2 separate regions of the Homo sapiens genome follow, and region 2 is linked to region 1. The links are chromatin contacts, found by Hi-C or POLR2A ChIA-PET in ENCODE. All regions are on one chromosome and are shown on one strand. Each heading gives the region's core, a stretch centred on a gene start or an enhancer-like site at or near the end of the contact. The rest is flanking DNA. Distances are from core to core; before and after follow the strand shown. Region 1 overlaps CD276 (CD276 molecule). Region 2 has its middle 36 kb from the start of TBC1D21.

Region 1 (4,569 bases), core at 937-3,436:
GGACACGGATGAAACACATCCAGAGGAGAGCGCTGGGGTGGAGAAATCATATTAGCTAAGGAAGCTGAGGTGCAGGGGATATTTTGCTGCTCAGATGCTGGAGAAAGGCTGGAGGCAAAGGTCACAGTCCCTCTGTCTGAGGGCTGGGTTATGCCTCCTCTATGAGACCCAGGTGTTTCTCTGTGCTAACAAAGAGCTGCCTCATTAGTAATGAAGTAGTGTCACCATAATTACCTGGAGCTGGCAGTGCCAAAGGTTATGAATACTCTCTGACACAAGTGCAAGAGATTTAACCTAACCTGAGCCACCTGCATCCAACAGGATGCTGACCAGGCACAGTGGCTCTTGCCTGTAATCCCAGCACTTTGGGAGGCCAAGGCAGGAGGATTGATTGAACCCAGGAGTTTGAGACCAGCCCAGGAAACATAGCAAGATCCCGTCTCTGCAAAAAAAAAAAAAAAAAAAAAAAAAAAAAAAAAAATATATATATATATATATATATATATATATATATATATATATATATAAAATTAGGTGTAGTGGCAGGCACCTGCAGTCCCAGCTACTCAGGAGACTGAGGCAGGCAGATCACGAGCTCTGGAGGTCGAGGCTGCAGTGAGCTATGACCGTACCACTGCACTCCAGCCTGGGCAACAGAGTGAGACCTTCTTTTAAAGAAAAACCCCAAAGATGCTGAGAACCTCCCCCCATCAATTATGGTGCTGCGGGTGCAGGGCTCAACCCTGGCACACACACACTCAGAACACGGTGCTCGGCCCACATAATCCACTAGGAGGCAGACGCACTCCCCCAGGACTGGGGTCCCGGGGACGCAGATAGCTCCTGGAAACTGAGGCAGCGGCAGTGACATATGCTGAAGGGCAAGGTGGTCCAGAGCGGGTGGAAGGGATGACTGCAGGCCCTGTACACTACCAAATCAGGCTCCACTCTGAAGTCTCTGAGAGACCAACTGGATGTGAATTCCAAGCACCATCTCTGCCCTGTCTAGAATCAGTTTTTCCAGCCACCCTAAGTTTTCTTCACTTGCATTCTTACTGCCACAGGGACTGGCTAAAAAGGCAGCTGAAACAATTGGTAACACTTAAAATGTATCCAGAGATCCCACTTCTAGGGCTCCATACTGTAGAAACTCGAACACAAGCCTGCATTATTTGTGTCTAAACTGTAGGAACTAGCAAAATATAGGCTAGAACAGCAGTACTTTGAGATACTATGTAGCCATTTAAAAAGAACGAGGGAGGTCTTTGCAAGAAGCTAGATACAAAATAGCATGTACTGCAGGATTCCATTTATATGAAGTTCAAGAATAAGTAAAACTAATTGGTGAAAGCAGCCAAGTGGGCGGGGCTGTTGCTTGGGTAGGGACACTAGGGAACTTTCTGGAATCCAGGAACTGTTCTATATCTTGATCTGGGTAGTGGTTACATGGGTAGAGATTTGTGTAAAAATTCATGGAGTCATACACTGAGGATTAGCATCTTGTAAATACTAGAGGTATGTTACACATCGATATAGAAGGTAAAGAGGACAAGGACACTTCTATCTAGAAGAAGTGACTTGGGAAAAGAGTAAAGAAAAACAGAAAAAAGGGTTGCATGATGTTTATGATATTTTTGTAAATGTGTAAGACTGATACAACAGTCTAGAAGGTGGCCAGTCTAATAGCAGAGCCAGGATTCAAAGTCAAGTGTCCTGACCCCCAGCCCAGGCTCCTGCTGCCCAGGGTCTGCGAGTGTAAGCAGAATGCTCCAAACACACAAGTAGAAGAGGCAGGATGATCCAGGTGCCCTGGCCACACCATTTTAACCCCTCCTCCCAGTCTCCTCCTTCTGGGTGGTGAGTAGTCAGATCCACTGGTCTTCAAGCCCTGGTTACAAATGGTCCTGGAGGCGAATTCTGGTCACACCTTGAGCCAGGCAAATGAACCTCGCTCTGTCCCCTCTTTAATATGGATGTGACACCTGCAAGCTATAGCTTGTCGCACTGTGAGAATTATTTCTCCATTAAAATGTAGGAGTTGGAGCTTTGCCCAGGAAGGGCAGCTAAAAATACTGCTGTCCAGGGCACTTGTCACCAGAGGACTTAGTTGCCACTCTCTTTACACCTAAGCCTCCAGGCAAGTCCCACACCTGCTGGGTCCGTGCCCAGAACACTTGATACAGTGTCCTGTCTGAGCCTTATCCAGCCCTGTCGCAAAGAAAAAGCATGGGTTCCTGTGCCTGTTTTACAGATGAACAAACTGGGCTTCAGAGAGCTTGTTCCAAGTCACTGTGCTCAATCTACAAAATCACCTAAGGAGCAACAGCGCGTGGGCCTGACTGCAGGGAGGGAAAGAATAGCCCCCCACATGTGCCCAGCACCTAATGGTTTGCAGTGTCTTTTTATTTTTATTTTTGAGATAGAGTCTCACTCTGTCACCCAAGCTGGAATGCAGTGGCGTGATCTCAGCTCACTGCAACTTCCACCTCCTGGGCTCAAATGATTCTCCTGTGTCAGCCCCCTGATTAGCTGGGACTACAGGCACGTGCCACCACACCCGGCTAATTTTTTTGTATTCTTAATGGAGACAGGGTTTTACCATGTTGGCCAGGCTGGTCTTGAACTCCTGACCTCAGGTGATCTGCCTGCCTCAGCCTCCCAAAATGCTGGGTTTACAGGCGTGAGCCACTGCATCTGGCCTAATTGCAGTGTCTTCTCACCCACTGCTTTATCCAGCCCTCTCAACAGTGCTTTGAAACAGGAACTATTACTGTCTCTACAGGTAGGGACTGAAGCCCAGTGTGGTGAAGCAGCAAGCTCAAGGGCACACAGTGGGTTGAAGGGGCAAAGGCATAAGTCTTTCAATCCTAATACCCACCCAGAGCACCGATGACAGGACCTCAAGCAACATGACTGATCTCACCCCTAGAGCCATCAACTTTATAACAAAGCCTCCAGTTTGTAAAGAATGCCACATACTTTTTGGGAGATGACTTGTCACCCCTATCTAATGGATAAGGAAAGTAAGGCTCAGAGGTATGAAGGACATGGACACAGGTTAGCAGCAGAGCCAGGATTGAAAGTCAAGTGTCCTCACCCCCAGCACAGGCTCCTCCTGCTGCCCAGGGTCTGCAAAGCTCCAGGCTGTCCCAGTGCCAGGACACTGTCATCCAGGGGCAAGCGAACGCAGTATCCTAGGCAGGTTCCCATAGCCCTGAATCTGGCTCTCTGGAAGCCTGTGCGCCTCCTCTCAGTCTTTCAAAATGGAAGGTAGTTAAAACCTCAGTCCTATTTTTCTTTTCTTTTTTTTTTTTCTTTAGAGACAGAGTCTTGCTCTGTTGCCCAGGCTGGAATGCAGTGGTACAATTACAGCTCATGGCAACTTCGACCTCCTGGGCTGAAGATCAAGTGATTCTCCCACCTCAGCCTCCTGAGTAATAGGACTACAGGTGTGTGCCTGTAGTTAATTTTTTATTTGTGCAGAGACAGGGTCTTGTTATGTTGCCCGGGCTAGTCTTGAAATCCTGGCCTTAAGCGATCCTCCCACCTCAGCCTCCTGAGTAACTAGGACTACAGGTGGGTGCCACCGCACCTCGCTAATTTTTTATTTCTGTGCAGAGACAGGGTCTTGCTATGTTGCCCAGGCTAGTCTTGAAATCCTGGCCTTAAGCGATCCTCCCACCTCAGCCTCCCAAAGTGTTGGGATTACAGGCATGAGCCACTATGCATAGGTGGCTATTTTTTGTACAAGAAAGCCAAGGCTCAGAGAAGGTAAATGTCCTGCTCAGGGTCATAGGGCAGAACTATGTCCTGGGAATGGACCTCTGATCCCTGGCCTGGTGCCCATCCAATTGAGTCAGCCAGAAACAGCATTCAGAACTCTTTTCCTGGTGCCAGCTTCTTACTGGGTCTCAGCTTCACAGTCTCTAAAATGGGTTCATTAGTAGAGGCCCTAAACAAGCCTAGGTTTGAGTTTTCTGAGGCAAAGAAATTGAGTGATGCTTCCAGTGGGAGGAGCCCCATACAGTGACCAAAGGGCCTGGCTTTCTGGACAACCAACTTCACTTTACCCAGAGGGAAACTGAAGCCAAGGAGGGAGCCAAATGGCCTTGGGGATCCAGTGATTTAAGGACGGTGAGATAAGGAGGGCCAGGCTTCCCTACCCCAGCCTGCAACATCCAGGAGAGAATCCTGCTGGTTGAGTCCTGGGGCCCACCCTGCTTCCAAACACTTCACAGAGAAAAAGCTTTTTACAAAGACATTTATTTTCCCCAAAATATACCCCCAGTTTACAAAATCCCTCCGAGTCCCACATTTAAATTAGAAGTCCTCACATCTTCCATTCCTGGGGCAGGGAGAGATGACATCCGGAAGGCATCAGAACGTCTGAAGTCTCACTCTACCAGAGGCCAGGAGCTGGCCAGAGGCAAGCCAGGAAAAGACTGCCCCAGCCCCAGAATAGCACCATGGTGGGGGTGGGGGGCAGTCCCCTCGGTGTCCCCAAAGCATTCCTGGCCCTGCCCTGCCCCAGGCTCTGCCTTTTCTGCTGCTATGAAAGGTCCAGAGGGC
Region 2 (4,522 bases), core at 60-2,559, 120 kb before region 1:
TTTCCCGCCAATCTGGGAGCTCGCTGAATATAAAGAAGCCACTTTCTTGGCCCACCCATTGCCTGTCATGGGGAACTGGCACAGGATATTGAAAGAATGGGGGCTGATAAAGCTGGCCAGTGCAATCCATCATGGTGAAGCTAAACTGGCTCTCTCCATTGTGGTTGGCAAAGCAAGGCTGCCCCGGATGTCGGTGCTGAGCTCCCTGATTCTTGCATGAATCTTGCCACAGATCCCAGCCATCCTACCCCCTGTGAGGGTCTACACAGGCTCTCCTGTGGGCCCTTGGTTTCCCTCCATCAGGGCCTTGCAGAACCTGGGGTCAGGCTGCCTGGCTGCTGCTTCTGTGGATTCAGGGAGTGGCCACCATGCCCCCTCACTCCTGGTGCAACTCTTCGTGAGGAGGTCTCGAAGGGACACTTTCTTCTCCTTCAGTGCTGCTGCCTCTGTGATACCCACCTGCATGGTGCCTGGCTGACTCCTACTCTCCCAGCTCTGGCCAGCAGGAAGCTGTCTGGGGCTTGCTACACATTGAGCCCACTTCCCTTTGTTCTCTTCCCAAATGCCACCCACCTCCACCTGTGCAGCCTTCTCATTTGGTAATGGAGCTATTTCACATTCCCACAGATCTTGGCAAGGTCAGGTTGCCCAGGTTCCTGTGTCCAAGTCTGCGCAGGAGGGATATATATGTCCTTGGGAAAAGGAGAAGATGTCTCACTTATGCCAATGTTTAACCACCCTCCTCTCCAGGAAGTTCATCCTGTATCTGACCTAGCTCTTTCAGTGCGGCAAAAGCCCAGTTTGCTCAGTGTCCTCCACAGAGCTTGGCTCCTGTCCTCAAGCTCATTCCCTCGCCTCCTCTTTGCCAGATGTGTGGCCAGGACAGGGTCATCCTGTGACCTCACTTTAAATCCCAGAGCCTGGGGAATGGCTTTTATCATCCCCGCCAGTTAGTTCCATCTGTCTTAATTACATTTTCAATTTTGTCACTTACCATCACTTCATATTTCCTTCAGCAGCTGAGCATGCCCACGAGGACCTGGGGGGGTCCCTGCCCTTCCAGGCCACTCAGTGGTTCCCGGCTCCATCACTCAGGACTGGAAAATTGCTGGCTCCTGCCCTGGGGCTGTCTGTAGAGCAGGCTGAATAAATCGCCACCCCGATCCTCTGCCCCAACTAGACAGCGTTGGCTGTGGCCCAAGGCTCTGATCCGGGACTTCCCTGCTGCCAACTCCTCCAGCCGGCTGTCGGCCTGCCTGTCCACTGCCTGCCCATGGGTTTCAGGGTGACCTGGGGCTTGTCTCCAAAACACTGCAGGAAGCTGTGAGTCCACCAGGCTGCCCTGTGCTGGGCACCTGCTCAACTGGCTTCTCGCCTGGCTCTAGCCCTTTCTGAAGTTGCATGAGAATTCAGGCAGCTCGTTTTCCTCCTCTGTGTCTGTATATCCTCTTCTACCAAAGTGTCAGAAGGTCTAAACCACAAGTTTTGGGGAAGAGTAAAGAGGGCCCCCGGAAGTGAAATGAAGGTTAACTATGATATAAGGGAATAAATCACACTTATAATAGCCTTTCATTTTGGTTTATTACCAAGGGAACTAATGAAATTGAATTCATCCACTGTGTTAAACACTCTTTCCCCATGAAAAGTGAATCCTTCAGCCTGGGCCACATAGTGAGACCCATCACTACAAAAAATTTTTAAAAATCAGCTGGGCATGGTGGCACATGCCTGTGGTCCCAGCTACTCAGGAGGCTGAGGAGGGAGGATTGCTTGCACCTTGGGAAGTGGAGGCTGCAGTGAGTCATGATCATGCTACTGTACTCCAGCCTGGGTGACAAAGTGAAATACTGTCTCAAAAAAAAAAAAAAAAAAAACAGACTCCGGTACTAGACTGAACCATGGTTCTGGCACAGACAAAGCTGTGGCCACAGGTTGGTCCCTGTGGCTGTCTAATCTCTGATCCTTCCCTGGACCACTCTCTCATCCTGAACAGTCTAAACCTTGGTCATAAATTGAAACTCGGCCCTGACCCTGGCCAGTTTGGGTCTATCCCCACATCCTAATCACTTACTTCTCACAGAAATGGGTGAAGAGAGAATAGCTGGTTGGGTGCATCCCTAGCCCTGTGCCTGTCATGGGTTCATAGGACGGCCCTTGTTCCCCAGGTCACAGGCCTACTTGAGGCCCCCTGTATGAAGGGTGAATAGTGTTTCTTCCTGGGGAGGAGCTGCAAGGCAGACGAGACAGGGGGCAAGGCAGAATCAGGCACCACTTCATGACCTTGAGGCCATTCCTTGAATGTGTCTGTCCCCATCTTTGTCCTCAGAGTCTTGTAGATACAGCTGAGAACTGTCTCAGAGTCACGGGCCTCTCCCTCTGGAGCAATGCTGAACCTCTCCTTTCCTCCCCATCTCCCAGGCCATCCTTCTGGTCTCTATCCTGCCCCAGCTTAAGAGTCTGCTCCCGGGGTTAACCGCAGGCACCCTGCCACCCTCCTCCTGGCCTTTCACAGCCTTGACCAGGAGAGGCCAAGGTTGGAGGCAGGGTGGGGCAGCTCCCTGGCTGATACAGCTCTGGAGAGAGAAGAGAAAAATGGCCTCCACTGGAGAGCTTTTCTCCTCTCCATCTCCAGCAATGCCTCCTCCAGGAAGGCTTCCAACACCCCTGTATCCTCTGAGCTCTCTCCAGCTTCCCTCAGCATAGACTCAATGGCTCTCATTTGGCAACAGCTACACACAGCCCTGAATATTGCTTTGTCTGCCAATGAGTTTTTATTGCTGCACTCCTGATGGGCAGGTTCAATTGAAACTACAGTAACATCAACACGATGCACGCTAGAGTATTAACACTTCTCAGACCTCATTTTACACTTAATAGCGGTGTGACAGGACATGGGCTCAGCTGCTCGGTGACTTCAACAAGGTAGAAGTTTATTTCTTATCTATGCAAAGGTCCAGCCTGGGTGGCATTTCTGTGACTGCTACCATGATTCTCTGCCATCCTAGGAAGTTGTCCTTGCCACTGCATCCTACCCCCGCTGGCAAGAAGGAGTGATAGTGAATATCACCAGGTAGCATTCAGCCTGCTCCCCCTCCCCGCCTGCTATGCTTTCACTGTATTACAGAGCCTGGAAGCCTCAGTACTGTGTTTGTCAGACTCCTGCCACCAGGATTCTGGATGTCACTAGTTCCAGCCAATGAGCTTTACTCACATGCTATTTGCAAGGGAGAAAGATGGCTGAAGCTGTTCTGCCTTAGGCGGCAGAAGCACCTGGCCTGCAGCCTCTGGCCCCTGGGATCCTCCAGTCCACTGTCTGGCCTCATTGCAGCTGGGGGTGGCTATGACATTGGCAGCAGTTTCCCGGAGCTTCCTGACCTCTGGTTTGTAGCTCCTGTGATGTGACTGGAAACGCTAACAACATCCCACAACCTTCATGCTTCCAGTCCTGCCAAGGAATTTGTAAGCAACCAGATCCCTCTATTAAATCTCTTTCTGTCTGGAATACCTAGAATAGTATTTTCTTCCTGTGCTACACCCAGACTGATTCTCAAGTGACACCTACCACACCCTACTGGCCAGAACCTGGTTCCATGACCACACCGAGGGAAGCTAGGAAATGTAGATTTTGTTCTGAGATGCCACGTACCCATCTATAATGCAGGCAATCTATTTAGCCAAGGAAGAGGGAGAGAACGGACGCAGAAGAACACTAGCAATCTGTCCTGCGTGCTGTGATAAACCCTAAGAAGATGAGAACAAGCCTTATGAGAGTGACTACCCCAGCTCTGCTAACTCTGAAGTACTCCAAGACCGTTTAACTACTACAGATTCCAGAACCCCAGCCGTGAATCCAAGTCTGCCAGTATGACAAGTTCCTCCGCCACTGATGTTCTGACCATGGTGTGGAGAGATAAAGCAAAATGAACGAGGGCTTGGAGTAGAGGCTCTGGGCTACCTTGCCAGCTGATCTAGCCTTCTGCCCCATGCTGACAAAGCCTCATGCTGAGCACCGGGAATCCAGAGAAGAAGGACTCGACATGGTTGCTGTCCTCAAGGAAGCCACTCTTCCGAAACATAGCAAACTTTTTCATCTCCATTTTGGCCCCTCTTGTAAGACATTCACCTCTCTTCCTCTCAGCCCTTGAAAAAAAAAAAAGTCCCTTTCACCTCCAAGACCCTGTCCCCAAATACCCTGCTGCGCAGGAGGACACCTTCTCCAACTCCCAGGCAGAGTACATGGCTCCCTCCCTGGGCTCCCCCACTCCAGTGATTGGTTCCAATTCATCCCCGGCCACACTGGATGGTGCTGGTCTATCCATGGCCCTGGCTCTGCCACTTGATGGGCTTGGTGGGGTCTGTGATGACAAGGACCCCATCTGTCTGATGAATTTCTGATGCCCAGACTCCAGCACTGCTTGCAACCCCAAATCTAGCCTCCATCCACACTCACCCACACCCTTCCCAGATTTGCAGTAGTTTCTCACACCTCTGAGACTCCAAAAATCGTGCTTCCTCCTCCTGG

What was found. Hi-C counts contacts between places; a loop is a spot of excess contacts on that map. ChIA-PET counts read pairs that join two places held with the same protein, here RNA polymerase II (POLR2A). Pooled maps may share reads with other maps.
Region 2: a pooled map shows a loop between it and region 1 (2.0-fold over the local background). The contact joins two enhancer-like sites. A Hi-C loop is called at or near these places in 1 of 50 pooled maps. POLR2A ChIA-PET finds 5 or more read pairs at or near these places in 2 of 52 experiments (A673 and WTC11).

Annotation. Positions count from the first base shown.
Region 1 is chr15:73,714,193-73,718,761 of GRCh38, reverse strand. CD276 (CD276 molecule) reads right to left here. Exons shown (of 10, transcript NM_001024736.2): 10 at 4,248-4,569. Among named protein-coding and RNA genes, the nearest start is that of CD276, 32 kb to the right of the region's middle. Within about 2 kb of position 2,186, at least 3 of the 41 ENCODE cell types and tissues checked have a DNase peak (open chromatin) inside an H3K27ac peak, as active enhancers do.
Region 2 is chr15:73,835,683-73,840,204 of GRCh38, reverse strand. No RefSeq gene overlaps it. Among named protein-coding and RNA genes, the nearest start is that of TBC1D21, 36 kb to the left of the region's middle. Within about 2 kb of position 1,309, at least 2 of the 41 ENCODE cell types and tissues checked have a DNase peak (open chromatin) inside an H3K27ac peak, as active enhancers do.